Linked DNA regions of Homo sapiens: region 2 is linked to region 1. Evidence: read pairs that join two places in POLR2A ChIA-PET (ENCODE). Cell type or tissue: A673. All regions are shown on one strand. Each heading gives the region's core, and the rest is flanking DNA. Links, peaks and the distances in the headings are about the cores only.

Evidence for each region. Peaks named below come from ENCODE experiments on the same cell type or tissue, not always from the same donor. Only the 100,000 strongest peaks of a DNase experiment are listed, where the experiment ranks them.
Region 2: POLR2A ChIA-PET joins it to region 1 with 6 read pairs; 1 of 35 experiments calls an interaction of 5 or more read pairs at or near these places.

The regions. Positions count from the first base shown.
Region 1 is chr9:137,662,368-137,670,074 of GRCh38, forward strand. The region is part of intron 1 of EHMT1 (euchromatic histone lysine methyltransferase 1); the gene reads left to right. Among named protein-coding and RNA genes, the nearest start is that of EHMT1, 47 kb to the left of the region's middle. RefSeq lists enhancers at 1,984-2,488, 2,544-3,225, 4,566-4,635. In A673, for the core only: no CTCF peak of the experiment used is centred there; a DNase peak (open chromatin) is centred at 4,664; H3K27ac peaks cover 1,195 bases.
Region 2 is chr9:137,986,286-137,993,992 of GRCh38, forward strand. It overlaps CACNA1B (calcium voltage-gated channel subunit alpha1 B), which reads left to right. Exons shown (of 47, transcript NM_000718.4): 14 at 128-259; 15 at 497-569. Among named protein-coding and RNA genes, the nearest start is that of CACNA1B-AS1, 43 kb to the left of the region's middle. RefSeq lists an enhancer at 3,686-4,885. In A673, for the core only: no CTCF peak of the experiment used is centred there; a DNase peak (open chromatin) is centred at 3,586; H3K4me3 peaks cover 245 bases; H3K27me3 peaks cover 1,818 bases.

The DNA of each region.
Region 1 (7,707 bases), core at 2,216-6,215:
TTGTATTTTTTGTAGAGATGGAGTCTCTCCATGTTGCCCAGGCTGGTCTTGAACTCCTGGGCTCAAGTGATCTGCTTACCATGGCCTCTCAAAGTGTTGGGATTATAATAGGTGTGAGGCATCGCACCTTGCCTAGAATTTTTCTTTTTTGAGACAGAGTCTCGCTCTGTTGCCCAGGCTGTAGTGTAGTGGCATGATCTCAGCTCACTGCAACCTCCGCCTCCCAGGTTCAAGCAACTCTCCTGCCTCAGTCTCCTGAGTAGCTGGGATTACAGATGCCTGCCACCACACTGGGCTAATTTTTTGTATTTTTAGTAGAGATGGGGTTTCACCGTGTTGGCCCGGCTGGTCTCGAACTCCTGATCTTGTGCTGGGATTACAGGCGTGAGCCACCGCGGCTGGCCTGAATTTTATTTATTTATTTATTTATTTATTTATTTATTTTTGACAGAGTCTTGCTCTGTCACCCAGGCTGGAGTGCAATGGTGCGATCTCTGCTCACTGCAGCCTCTGCCTCCTGGGTTCCAGCGATTCTCCTGCCTCACCCTCTTGGGTAGCTGGGATTACAGGTGCACGCCACCATGCCCGGCTAATTTTTGTACTTTTAGTAGATACAGGGTTTTGCCATGTTGGCCAGGCTGGTCTCGAACTCCTGACCTCAGGCGATCACCTGCCTCGGCCTCCCAAAGTGCTGGGAATACAGGTGTGAGCCACCGCGCCCAGTCCTGGCCTGGAATTTTTAACCTATATTTATTGTATAGATATCCACTCATTTTATTATCTCTTTCCTGTTCCTTTCTTTGAATTTATTTTGTTATTCATTTGTACCTTCTTTAGATGGATTTGCTGTTAGCCTGTTAATTTGGGGACTTTCTTTGAAGCTACAGCCTATGGTTCTTGTTCTGATAGTTGGCTTGAGCAGGAAGAGGCAGTAATGATGGGGTGATGTGGGCCATATGGCTGGTTAGGTGTCGATTCTTGACAAGATCCTGGTTTTTGTTGTGAGTGGTGGGTTAATGGGTGCTGACCAGGTGAAGAGCAGCATGGAGCAGTGGTAGCAGCGTCCTGTGTGCTGGAGTGGACTGCTCAGAATCCTCAGCACACTTGAGGTCCACAGAAGAAAGAAAAAGAAACATAAACTAAATAGTAAGAAAAGGTGCATATTGCAGAGTAAAAGACTTCCCATCTCCGTTTCTGCTCTCAATCTTACTTAAACATGTCACACTATTAATAATTTCTTATAATTCATTCCAAAAAGATGTTTGTGCACATACCAGCATCTTTCTGTTCTCTTACACGAGTCTTGGTATCATAGACACCCTGTTCTGTGATTTCCCATGCGAGCACACCAGCCTTTTCTTACCCTCTGCAAGGGCTTTTGGATATTCCCTTGTAGGGGAATAACAATGTCTATAACTAGCCTTCTGTGGGCGGGACTCAGATCCTCTCACCTGGAGAGAAGGTGGAATGCATGTCCTTGTTCCCTGTGATCTGGGGAACTTTTGCTAGTATATCTGTAGAGTAAGCTACACATATACCATTATTCGTATTATATGTACTGTGTATTATTACTACAAACTAAGTACTATATAGTATATGCATAATAAATTCTGCAAAAATTTATCTTACAGATTATATATTTTACAGATTATATATAAGTAAAATTATACTACCAATAGAGAATTGCTCAACCAAGAGGTATGTACTTTTTTTGTTTCAAGAGATGGAGTTCTCATTGTGTGGCCCAGGCTGGCCTTGGACTCCTGGGCTCAAGTGATCCTGCTGCCCCAGTCTCCCAAGGAGCTGGGACTACAGGTGCATGCCACTGAGCCTGGTGGTGTGTGTTTTTAAAATTTGATAACTATTGCCAAGTTGCCCCCAGAGAGATTTTATTAAATGAGAATTGCCTGTTTAGCCATACTTTTTTTTTTTTTTTTCTTTTGAGACTGAGTCGTGCTCTGTCGCTCAGGCTGGAGTGCAGTGGTGTGATCTCTGCTCACTGCAACCTCAGCCTTTCAAGTAGCTGGGATTACAGGTGCCCTCCACCACACTCGGCTAATTTTTGTATTTTTAGTAGAGACTGGGTTTCACCATGTTGGCCAGGCTGGTCTCGAACTCTGGAGCTCAGGCGATCTGCCCCCTTGGCCTCCCAAAGTGCTGGGATTACAGGCGTGAGCAACTGCGCCTGGCCCGATACTCTCATTGACAGACTTTAATTTTTTTTTTTTTGCCAGTTCAATAAGTGGAAAATGGCGTCTTTGTTGCTTTAAATGTATTTTCAGCTGCATTTGTTTTATTAGTCATATGCATTTATTTCCCTTAGTTTGCCTTCTCTGTTCTTTGTCCATATGGGGGAGGGAGCCGAGGTGGAGGGCAGGATTCTCTTGGGTTTCTGTGTGGGTTGCAGATAGGTTTGTAAATGACCACGCTCTGTTGCCTTAAGATGGATCTGTTGACATTGTGTTTTCTACATTTGAACTTGGAGTCCCATGTCTGGGTTGTTTGCTCTTGGCTGGGCGGAACCTGTGTACTTAAAGAGGAATCACTTGCATTGCTTTTCGGACATGGTGTTTTGTTGGTGCGTCTCCTCCCTGGCTGGTAAGCACAGCTTGCGGGCCTGGCTCTGTTGGACCACCCACTTTGCAACTCTTGGGCAGTCAACACTGATACTGTACTAGAAAGCGTGGGGGAGTTATAGAATAGCATTTATAGAGAAGGATTGGTGTTATTTACTTTCATGTGACCTTAAAAATAGAAAATAATATTTGTGCTTTTATTTTGCAGTTTGCCTGGAACCTGAATACACTATTTTAAAAAATATTCCCTATTTTTATAGAAAAAGGACTTCAAATATTTATTGTTTTGTATTAAGAGCTACAAACAACTTGGTCTTGATTGGAGAGCTGGCATAGGTGTATAAGGGCCTCTCCCTGTAAGAAATTTGGAGCTGGGGTGGGCATAGGAGGTGATGTTTAGGAGCAGCCTGAGTGTGGGGAGACTGCTGTGCTCGAACCTGCGTCGTGCAGGTGCGTCCTGGAGCTACTCCTTGTGGCAGAAGCATTGCCCTGAGACCCAGCCCTGGTATGCTTGGCACTGGGACAGGAGCTCCGGTGGGAGGTGCGCATTGCGAGCTGGTGTTTTCTGTTTGCTTTCCTACCCACTGTCATGTTGTGGGCTCTTGGCCCCAGAGGTAAAATGTCTCTGTGAGTTGAGTTCCTTGTGAGAGGGCTGGTCCCCAGATTCCATGTCTAGGTTTTTGTTAGTATTTTTTCAACAGAGCTAATCCTGAGAGGCCCTACGAGCAGTGATTGCTTTGTGGGATGAGCTGTGTTGATGGTTTCTGTGGAGGGACCCTTCACGTTTTAGGGTGAAAACAATAAATGTCTCGTTAAATGGTTTCCATCTGAGAACACTGATTGTTTTAAAATGGTTGTGAATGCGAGGGTTTAAGCAGCTTCCGAGGAGGCCTGGAGGTGCCTGGGCGGCCGCGTGCAGCTCTGGAATCCTGCCGCTGGGGCAGCCTCCATTTCGTGAGATGGCTCTGGAGCATGCCCAGTGCGTGGAGCTTTCAGAGGGAGCCGCCGAGCTGGGCTACTGTGATTTCTCTGCAGTTGGCCGCAGTCAACAATTGCACTAAGACAGGAGGAAAAAAGTGATGGGGTACAAGCAAGAAACGTGGTATTTGGTACTTTTTTTCTTTTGCTTAATCCCTCTTTCTTTTACATTGGTGCTTCTAGGCTGGGGCCAGGGCCTGCAGAGCAGGGACGCTTGCTGTGATGGTGGGGACACCTCCTTGTCCTCCATGCCGCTTGCCTGCCAAAATAACCCTGTTTTGCTCTCTGGTCACCCACCATGTGCACTTTCTTGGGAGTGGGATGGGAGGTCCCCTCCAACTGAGGGTACTGAGAACAGCTCAGGCCCGTTCCACATTTGCTGGTAGCAGGAGGAACTCTGACCTTTTTCAGTTATGCTGATGATAAACCAGGACTTTTTCCCTTGTTTGAACATTTATAAAGAGCGTGCTTGAACTTTTTTGCTGACTAGCAGTGTTTTCCTGTTTTATTCTCCTACCTGCCCCCATGGCAGCCTCAGTGGTGGAGGGAGTGAGGCTGGGAAGGGATGACACTGCCAGGTGAGCAGGAACCAGGGACCCTGGGACCAGAGGCCAGGCTGTGCAGGGCAAGGGCTGGCCGTGCCACGGTGCAGCTGGCTCTTTGCCATGCAGGCTGCAGAAAAGGAAATCTGTCCGCCTTGGCTGTGAGGATGGCATTGACCACTCATCAGGAGAGCTGGGAACAGAGCCTCCCCCTCGGAGCCTGTGTAGTCCCCGTCCACACGTGTGGGTTGTGTGATGATCCTGTCTGCGTGTTCATTGGGAGACTCCATTTTCCGTGGAATGGTGAGGAGGGTAGAGAGGCAGCAGAGTCTCCACTTGGATTTTCTAAGCAATTCCACAGAAAATAAGACGTTGCTCAAGCAAGTGCTGGGCACATCTTAGGGAGAGACCTAGTGAGGAGGGCTGTGTTTTAATTAATTAATTAATTGTAAATAACAGGATTAGAGCAGATTGGTTCATAGCTGCCTGTTCTAGAACCGTATTCTTCGAACAAAAGGGTGGGGGATGGTAGGCTTCTCTCCTAGCTCTGAGGAAACTCCAGCTCAGCGCACAGCATGAGGAGGACGAGGGAACAATAGGGCGTTCCTTTGTGCCTGCCCTTGAAACGCGGTGGAGGCCACTCAGTGAGCCCGGGCAGTGCCATCGCTCACGTGTCCCCAGCAGCAGTGGCGTCTGTGGGGATGCTGTGCACTGGAAATTGGCACTGTTTTGGGTAGTGGTTCTGAGAGGAACTGTTTAACCAGGTATGCAAATGTGCTGATGCAGGAATGTTTTTGAACACCTGTGATGTAAATTTTAACGGTGGTTAATGTTAGCAGCTCCACCTGGGTTAGCTCAACCCTTAGAGATTATTTGTTCTCATCTCTTTGGAGTTGAAAATGTTGTACTTTTCTAGGAGCCATTTCCCCAGGCCATGTGGAGGTCAGGTATCTGCTGGTTCTGGCCTCACTCTACTCCTCCTCCTCCTCCCCGCTCTGTGGAGAGGGTGGCTTGAAGGAGACGGGCAGCAGGTGTGTGACTGCAGTCCTGGGGCACGGGCAGAGGCTGGCATGTGGGGAAAGCAGGACCCGGGAGGCTGTAGCTTAAGTAGACATTTGTTTTTTATTTGAAGAGAATTTTAGAGATGGGGTGGTGGTGGATTTTAGCATTAGAGATTTCTGGCTTCTGCTTGAAGCACTGTGAATAGGGGACAAAAAAATAACCAAGAGGAAAAGTTCATGTAAAGTAGAAGTTTTGGTGTGTTTTCTTGAAAGGAAATTGTCTACAGTGAAAGCGTTGTATTTTTAGAGAACTCGGGGAGGAAAACGCTGTTGTGCTGCTTATCACACGGGTCTGGCCTTTTTGACATCTGAAATCTTATAGGAATTTGTCTTTTTGAGAGTGTATGCTGCTTATTTGGTTTCGTGGAATCCAGAAAAGAGCCTATCCAAATTATCTTTACCTTCAGGGTAAATTACCTTTTAGAATTGTGGCAGATGGCACATAGGACCTCTCAGAGGGACTGCACCTTGTACAAGAAGAAAAGTGAGAGGGTGTTGCAAAGGAGAGCTTCCACCTCCTTTATAGACTTTTGCAGAACAGCTTTCTTCCTTTCGACCTTGGAGAAGAGGCAGGACCAGTGGGGAGGCAGACAAGTAGGTGAAGGAAGACAAAAGGAAGAAGGGACGCACTGATCGAGAAGACAAGGAGTGCTGATGGCTTTGGGCGCCAGCTGTCTACTCCAGAGAGTCTAACTGACCTGGGACTTGCAGGATCCTGCTAGAAGAAAAATCCTTGCTTCCTTCTCCTCCTGTTTTCTTCCTCTTCCTCCATTCTCCTTCCTCTCCCTTCTATTCACCCACCCACCACTCACCCACCCACCACCTGGCACATACACCCACCCACTCATCCATCCATCCATCTACTGTCTACTATCCACCTCACCACCCACCCATCCATTTATTTACCCACCTACTCATCCATTCACCTGTCCACATCCATCTATTCACCAACCATCACATATTAATGACTTACTATATACCAGAACTACTAGTACTGAAACTTGAGTATATTTGTGGACAGAGCACCAGAAATCCAGAACATTTGTATCATCCTGAAAAGAAACCTTATACCATTAGCAGTTCCTTCCCGTGTCCCCCACTCCCCCAACCCAGTCCCTGGCAACCACTCATCTGCTTTCCTTCCCTGTCGATTTGCCTGTTCTCTGTTGTCTTTCGTGCCTGACTTCTTTCACTTAACTTAGTGTTTTCTTTTTTTTTTTTGCTGTTAATGGACAGTGCTGCCATGAACATTCATGTACGAGTTTTTGTGTGGACCTGGGTTTTCATTTCTTCGGCTATCCCGGGAATGGGATAACTGGTTCATATGGTGACTGTCTGTTTTAAGTACTGGAGTAAATGCCAAGTTGTTTTCTTTTTTTGGAGACGGAGTCTCGCTCTGTCCCCCAGGCTGGAGTGCAGTGGCGCAATCTCAGCTCACTGCAAGCTCCGCCTCCCAGGTTCTCGCCATTCTTGTGCCTCAGCCTCCAGATTAGCTGGGACCACGTGCGTGCGCCACTGACCCCCGCTAATTTTTCTATTTTTAGTACAGACGGGGTTTCACCATGTTGGGCAAGATCGTCTTGAACTCCTGATCTCAGGTGATCCGCCTGCCTAGGCCTCTCAAAGTGCTGAGATTACAGGCGTGAGCCACTGTTCCCGGCCTAGAAGTAGGTTCTTGATGTATCCTTCATGTCTCGTCTTCCCTCTCGCACCCTGCACCCTTCTCGCCCAGTGCTTACTGCTTGCTGGGTGCTGGTCTCCTGCTTAAAGAGCAGACTGAGGACCCCTGGAAAGACGCCCCCACAGCACGTGGACCCCACACCACCCAAGACGCTCCCACAGCACGTGCACTGGACTCCACCCAAGACGCCCCCCACAGCACGTGCACTCCACGACTGCACCCAAGACGCCGCCCACAGCACGTGCACTCACCTCCACCCAAGACGCCCCCCACAGCACGTGCACTGGACTCCTCCCAAGACGCCCCGCACAGCACGTGCACTCGACTCCTCCCAAGACGCCCCGCACAGCACGTGCACTCACCGACTCCACCCACTGTCTACCCAGGGCGCAGCCGCTCCAGCAGCTCTTCCCTGGCCCCTCCCCCACCTTCACTTTTTGCTCTCTTCGGAGCATTCATTGCCTTTAGTACACAGACTTGTGTCCCTATGTAAAAAAAAGCTTTGCTTTTGTTTTTTCTCTTTTTTTAAAAAAAAATTAATCTCCTTATGTTGTCCAGGCTGTTCTTGAACTCTTGGCCTTAAGTGATCCTCCCATCTGGGCCTCTCAAAGCGCTGATATTACAGGTGTGAGCCATGATGCCTGGGCCAAAAAGATTTTTTTGGAGACGGAGTCTTGCTCTGTCGCCCAGGGTGGAGTGCAATGGCGTAATCTCGGCTCTCTGCAACCTCTGCCGCCCGGGTTCAAGCAATTGTTCTGCCTCAGCCTCCCCACACAGCCTCAGCTGGGTTTACAGGTGTGTGCCATCACGCCCAGCTAATGTTTTTGTATTTTTAGTAGAGATGAGGTTTCACCTTGTTGGCCAGGCTG
Region 2 (7,707 bases), core at 1,846-5,845, 320 kb after region 1:
ACTTCACACCTAGGTGTGCAGCCCTCAGGGTTTAGAAAGTCAGTGGAGCCTTAAGTGTGGCTGCAGAGAGCCATGAATGTGAAGTCAGCGTCTGGAGCTGGCTCAGACCCCCTGCCTGGCCCCGCAGGTACTGGAGCTCCCTGCGGAACCTGGTGGTGTCCCTGCTGAACTCCATGAAGTCCATCATCAGCCTGCTCTTCTTGCTCTTCCTGTTCATTGTGGTCTTCGCCCTGCTGGGGATGCAGCTGTTTGGGGGACAGTAAGTGGGCCCGGGAGGGAGAGCTCAAGGCTGGGGGCTTGCAGGGAAGCAGAGCTCAGAGCAGACGGTGCCGCCCAGGCTGCCTCCACCCACCTTCCCACCAGGAAGGTCCTCAGAGGGGCCAGTGTGCAGCCATCTGCAGCCTGAAGCGAGCAGGTTGAGGCCACGCTGGAGCCTGCAGGCGCTGCCTCGCTGCTGACGGGACTGCCACTTCCCAAGCCTTCCTGTTTTCCTCAGGTTCAACTTCCAGGATGAGACTCCCACAACCAACTTCGACACCTTCCCTGCCGCCATCCTCACTGTCTTCCAGGTAAGGCACCTGCTCTGCACATTTGCGGCCTGCCCGGCTCCCGTCTCCCCTGGGTGCTGGGAAGGCGGACTCTCCTGTCATTCCCTCCCTTGTTCCTCCACACGGCCCAGATCACTGACTTTTCAGACACAGTGTTCCTCAAACGAGGGAAGCACAGGCAGTCAGCAACCTGCAGATCTCCAGGTCCGGGGGCCCCAGCCCCTACGGTGAAGGAAGCTGGATTCTGTGGCAGCACTGTAGGGAGCAAGTGTAGTTCCCGGGGGGCCCAGCTGGCCTTCAAGCCACCAGTGTATCTCTTAGCTCCTGAGACTTGCATGCACTTCTGTTTTTTATTCTCCGAGAACAAAAACAAAGCACTTCCTAAACTTCTCCCCCTCCTATCTCAGATCCCAGTGACCCCCTCAGTTCTCATCTGTATCTGGAAAACTACCCCCCTCAGCTCCTCGGGAAGTGGGGGCTGGGGGCCCACTTCTCTACGACGGAGACCTTGTTGGCTCATGCAGACTCTGCCCTCTTGGAGGGTTCCCTTTCGAGGACTTTCTTGGTTGGGTACTCTCCCCTTCCATAGGCTGTGGCCCCACAGTCCTGCCCATGACTGGCCTTACTGATGAGAGCATGCCTTGCATTCCTGTCCCATGAAACATACTTGGATGCCATGTCTGAGACTGAACAGGATGGTGGCTGTTGTCTTGCCTGTGATGCCTCTTACGGAGGCCCAACAGGCTGTGTTTGCTGCAGGCCAGGGGCTTGGCTTGGCTCCCTGGCTCCTGGGGCTGCTGATCCTACCCTTGGTCAGGGCTGGAGCCTACAACTTGTGTGAAGAGAGGGGCCCTTTCGGTCCCACTCTCTCGAAGGGAGGAAGTCTTACCAGCAGACCCTTCAGACCAAATTAGACGATTGGCTCAAAGAGGAGTTCTGTCCTAATTTGCACCACAGTCCTCCATGACTGTCCCCTTTCTCACATCTTCCCACTCACCCCCACCCTGCTGGGCTGGAGCCTATGACCCGTCAGCTCCTAGTCACTGCCAGGCAGAGCCAGCTCTTCTCCCAGAGGTGCATCTGCCCCAGGCCTGTCAGGGCCTTGCTGTTGTCATCCCTTCTTCCTCTCTGGTCTCATGTTTGAGTTGCTGCCTCTTCTCCTCTCCTCTTATTCCTCGAGTGGGAGGCACTTGTCAGCCTCCGACTGTCCTCCCTTTCTCTGACTTGAAAGCCTCGGCTGCTCACAGGCCAGTGACTTCCAGACTTTGGTCTCCCAGATGTTTTTGAGCTCTTAGTGGGTGACAGGACCTATGTCAGCCTCTGGGACAGAGGTGGGTGGTCTCCCAGCCACACGACGGGGAGGTCACAGGCCTGGAGCTGCCCGTAGGGTCCTGAATGTCAGGCAAGGGAAACTGGGAGGAGGCATTCCCAGCAAAGCAGCAAAAACGTGAGGAGTGTCTGGGGTGGCGACAAGGTGGCAGGTGTGGGATGGGAAACTCCAGGTGTGGGCGGGCCAGGCTGAGGCTTTGCCCTGTAGAAGCTGTTGCAGGGAGGGGCTCCATGCCAGGGGGGTGGCATGGTCCATGACCACAGCCACGCTTTGCCATGTGTGTTGCAAGAAAAGACCTGAGTGTGATGAGGGAGAGAAGTTGAAGTTGGGAGGAAAGTGGGCTTTTCTGATCAGATGATGCTCTGATTCAGACATTACATGCCCCCTGCTCTGAACACAGCAATAAGATAAAAAAAATACACTTAGAAAATAAAAGGACCTAGACAAGTAAAAACAAAATCTCTGAGGAATAGAAATGGAACAGAACATACAGTGGTGAGAGACAGCAGAGACCCAGGCACCAGGACATGGCTTGAGATAGGCAGATGGGCTTGGGAGTCTGAGTTCCATGGCAGCAGAAGTGTGCAGGTGTGGCTCAGCCCCCTCTGAGCACTGGGGGAGGTACCTGGGCCCTTTGGAGGAGGCTGAGGAGGGGTGAAGGCTTGTTGAGCTGCAGAGACCAGGAAGGCTGCAGGGCAGGGCTGACTGGTGGCTAGGTCTGTAATTCCCACAGGTGAATCTGGACCAGGGTCCTGAGATCCCAGGGTGGGAGCCCCTGCTTCTGAATGGGGTTGGGAGTGGGGCAGGGAGGGCATGTGAGGAGGAAGAAAGCAGCTTCAGCTGTGCTCATGGTGGAGCTGCAAACTGAGGGCTGGGAACAGCCAGCATCCCAGACAGTGCCAACAGCATCTACAGTCAGAAGGCGTAATCACTCCCAAAGAAAAGGAAATAACAGAACAAACACAGGTGACTTTAAACCGAATATGCCTAACATCCTCCAAGGGGTAAAGGGGGAACCAGTTAAAAACACAAAATTATGAAAAAAGGCACCTAAGAACAAAGAAAAGACCTAAACCAAATCCTAGAAATGAAATATACAGCTATTTACATTTTAGAAGCAGAGTGAACCGTACGCCGGGTGTGATCAGAGAGAGTATGGGTGAGCCGGAGGATGTGGTGGGGCTGAGCCAGCTGGGCATGGAGGCTTCCTGGAGAGAAGGAAGTGAGGGTGGGCTGGAGTGGAGGCTCCCATGTGAGGTGCGAAAGAGAGGGTGGCCAGTGCCCCTTCCGAGTGAGTCCTGGAGAACATGTGCTCAGATGATCAAGCAGGATAAACAAATAATTCCAGACCTAGACAAATTGTGATCTCAAGAAAATCTTATACGCTGCCCTAGAAAAATAGATTTCCTACAAAATAATGACAGATAGTCTGATGGCCAACGTCTTAGGAGCACAGATGCCAGAGGGTCATGGAGAAGTAACGGAAACACTGGGGTACAATCACTATTCGCCAAGAATTCTGAATCCAGACAGCTGTGGTTTAAGCGTGAGGGCAGAGCTAAAGACACTTTCAGACACAAATAGGAGTGAGTTACCACCACCCACCCAGATCATTTGAAAGCACGACAAAAGCTTATACATTTAGTAAAGTGGATGATTTAGAATAAAAAATACTAATGTATTTTTACCCAAGAAGAAATTAACTGAAGAAAAAACAGGAAATGGAACCATTTCAGAAATTGAATAATTAGGTCAGAATCGGATTAAGATGGCAGATAGGAGGAAGGACTAGCTTGCAGCTCCTGCTCGGACAGACAGAACAGCGTCTGGAGACTCACATCATGAACTTTTGCTCCAAGAACTACCACGGGAAGTTCTTGGAACTACCACAGGCAAGTTCTCAGCCCTGGGCACTGGCTGCCTGGAAATAGACTCAGTGCTGTTGGGGGTGGGCACGGTAGGAGTGAGACCAGCCTTTTGGACTGCGGGCTGCGTGGGAGTGGGGTGAGGCCTGTGACTGCTGGCTTTCTCCCACTTTCCTGGAGGACCTGTATGACTAATGGCCTTAATCCTCCTGGGAACATAACTCCATTGGACTGAGAACCACACACCCATCCCCCACAGCAGCCACAGCAAGCCCCGCCCAAGCAGAGTCTGAGCTCAGACACCCTATTCCTGCCCCCACCTGGTGGTCTTTCTCTACCCACCCTGATGGCCGAAGACAAAGGTTATAATCTCCTGGGGGCTCTGTGGTCCTGCCCACCCCCTGAGAAACCTGAATACTTAATTAGGCTACCTTAGGGCAAGTTTGCATCCTCTCTACAGGACCTCAGCTGATGCTCTCTTGAAAGCGCCACCTCCTGGCTGGAGGCCAACCAATATAAAACCAGCACACTTAACAAAAATACAGCCGAGGACCCTCACAGAGTCCACTTCACTCCCCTGCTACCCCCACCAGAGCAGGTGCTGGAGGTCAACCAATATAAAACCAGCACACTCAACAAAAATACAGCCAAGGACCCTCACAGAGTCCATTTCACTCCCCTGCTACCCCCACCAGAGCAGGTGCTGGTATCCGCACCTGAAAGACCTGAAGATGGATCACATCACAGGACTCTTGACAGACACTCCCCAGTACCAGCCTGAAGCCTGGTAGCTCCACTGGGTGGGTAGACCTGCAAGAGCAAAAACAGTCATTGCAGTTTGGCTCTCAGGAAGCCCCATTCCTCAGGGCAGGGGGAGAACACCACATCAAGGGAGCACCCCCAAGATAAGAGAACAGCAGCCCTTGAGTCGCAGATCTTCCCTCTGGTTCCAAATGAGAAGGAACCAGGAAAACAATTCTGGTAATATGACAAAACAAGGTTCTTAAACACCCCCAGAAGATCACATCAGCTTACCAGCAATGGATCCAAACCAAGAGGAAATCTCTGAATTGCCAGAAAAAGAATTCTGAAGGTCAATTATTAAGCTAATCAAGGAGGTACCAGAGAAAGGTGAAATTCAACTTAAAGAAATAAAAAACATGATACAGGTTATGAAAGGAAAATTCTTCAGTGAAATCGCATAAAAAAATCACAGTTTCTGGAAATCAGGGACACACTTAGAGGAATGCAAAATGCACTGGAAAGTCTCAGCAATAGAATCGAACAAGCTGAAGAAAGAACTTCAGAGCTCAAAGAAAAAGCTTTTGAATTAACCCTATCCATCAGAGACAGAAGAATTTCAAAAAATGAAGCCTCCAAGAAGTATGGGACTAAGTTAAGTGTCCAAACCTAAGAATAATTGGTGTTCCTGAGGAAGAAGAGAAATCTAAAAGTTAGGAAAACATATTTGAGGGAATAATTGAGGAAAACTTACCTAGCCTTGCTAGAGATCTAGACATCCAAATACAAGAACTCAAAAAACACACTTGGGAAATTCATTGCAAAATTCATTGCAGAAGAATTCATCACCTAGGCACATAGTCATCAGATTATCTGAAGTCAAGATGAAGGAAAAATCTTAAGAGCTATGAGGCAAAAATATCAGGTAACCTATAAAGGAAAACCTATCAGATTAACAGAAGATTTCTCAACAGAAACCCTACAAGCCAGAAGAGATTGATTAGGGTCCTATCTTTAGTCTCCTTAAACAAAACAATTATCAGCCAAGAATTTTGTGTCCAGTGAAACTAAGCCTCATAAATGAAGGAATGATACAGTCTTTTACAGGCAAACAAATGCTGAGAGAATTCGCCACTACCAAGCCAGCACTATAAGAACTGCTAAAAGGAGCTCTAAGTCTTGAAAAAAATCTTCGAAATACACCAAAATAGAACCTCCTTAAGACACAAATCCAACAGAACCTCTATAACAATAACAATGAAAAAAACAGCATGGTATTCAGGCAACAAATAGCACAATGAATAGGATAGTATCTCACATCTCAATATTAATGTTGAATGTAAATGACCTAAATGCTCCACTTAAAAGATAGAGAATGGCAGAATGGATAAGAATTCACCAACCATGTTTCTGCTGTCTTCGGGAGACTCACCTAACACATAAGGACTTACATAAACTTAAAGGGGTGGAAAAATATTTCATGTGCAAATGGAGACTAAAAGCGAGCAGGAATAGCCATTCTTTTATCAGACAAAACAGACTTTAGAGCAACAGCACTTAAAAAAGACAAAGAGGGACATTATATAATGATAAAAAGCCTTGTCCAACAGGAAAATATCATAATCCTAAATGTATATGCACCTAACACTGAAGCTCTGAAATTTATAAAACAATTACTACTAGACCTAAGAAATGATATAGACGGCAACACAGTAATAGCGGGGGACTTTGATACTCCACTGACAGCACTAGACAGGTCCTCAAGACAGAAAGTCAACAAAGAAGGAATGAACTTAAACTATACCCTACAACAAATGGACTTAACAGGTATTTACAGAGCATTCTACCCAACAACTGCAGAATATACATTCTATTCATCAGCACATGGAACATTCTCTAAGATGGACCATATGATAGGCCACAAAACAAGTCTCGGGAAATTTAAAAAAATCTAAATTTGGAGCTTGCAGTGAGCCGAGATCCGGCCACTGCACTCCAGCCTGGGCGACAGAGCGAGACTCCGTCTCAAAAAAAAAAAAAAAAAATCTATATTATATCAAGTACTCTCTCAGACGATAGTGGAATAAAATTGGAAATCAACTCCAAAGGCACCCACAAAACCAGGCAAATACAGGGAAATTAAGCAACCTGCTCCTGAATGATTTTTGGGTTAACAATGAAATCAAGATGCAAATTTAAAAAAATCTTTGAACTGAACGATAATAGTGACACAACCTATCAAAACCTCTGGGATACAGCAAAGGCAGTGCTAAGAGGAAAGTTCATAGCCTTAAATGCCTACATCAGAAAGACTGAAAGAGCACAAATAGACAATCTAAAGTCCCATCTCACACAACTGAAGAAACAAGAACAATCCAAACCCAAACCCACCAGAAGAAGAGAAGTAATGAAAATCAGAGCGGAACTAAATGAAATTGAAACAAAAAAAATTACAAAAGATAAATTGAACAAAAAGCTGGTTCTTTTTAGATAAATAAAAAGATAAATTTTTTTAGTTAAAATTTTTATTTTATCTATCTAGATAGATAAAATTTAAATTTTTGTCTATCTAGATTAAATTTTTGTCTAGATAGATTAAATTTTTATTTTGTCTGTCTAGATGGATAAAATTTTTATTTTGTCTATCTAGATAGATAAAATTGATAGACCATTGGTGAGATTAACCAATAAAATAAGGGAGAAGATCCAAATATAAGCTCAATTAGAAATGAAATGGGAGATATTACTACTGGTACCACAGAAATACAAAAGATTATTCGAAGCTACTATGAACACCTTTATTTATGCACATAAACTAGAAAACCTAGAGGAGATGGATAAATTCCTGAAAAGGTACAACCATCCTAGCTTAAATCAGGGAGAATTAGATACCCTGAACAGACCAGTAACGAGTAGCGAGATTGAAATGGTAATAAAAAAATTACGAACAAAATAAAGTCCAGGACCAGATGAATTCAGAGCAAAATTCTATCAGACATTCAAAGAAGAATTGGTACCAATCCTATCGACACTATTCCACAAGGTAGAGAAAGAGGGAATTCTCCCTAAATCATTCTATAAGCCAATATCACCCTAATACCAAAACCAGGGAAGGACATAACCAAGAAAGAAAACTACAGACCAATATCCCTGATGAACATAGATGCAGAAATCCTCAACAAAATACTAGCTAACTGAATCCAACAGCAAATTAAAAAGATAA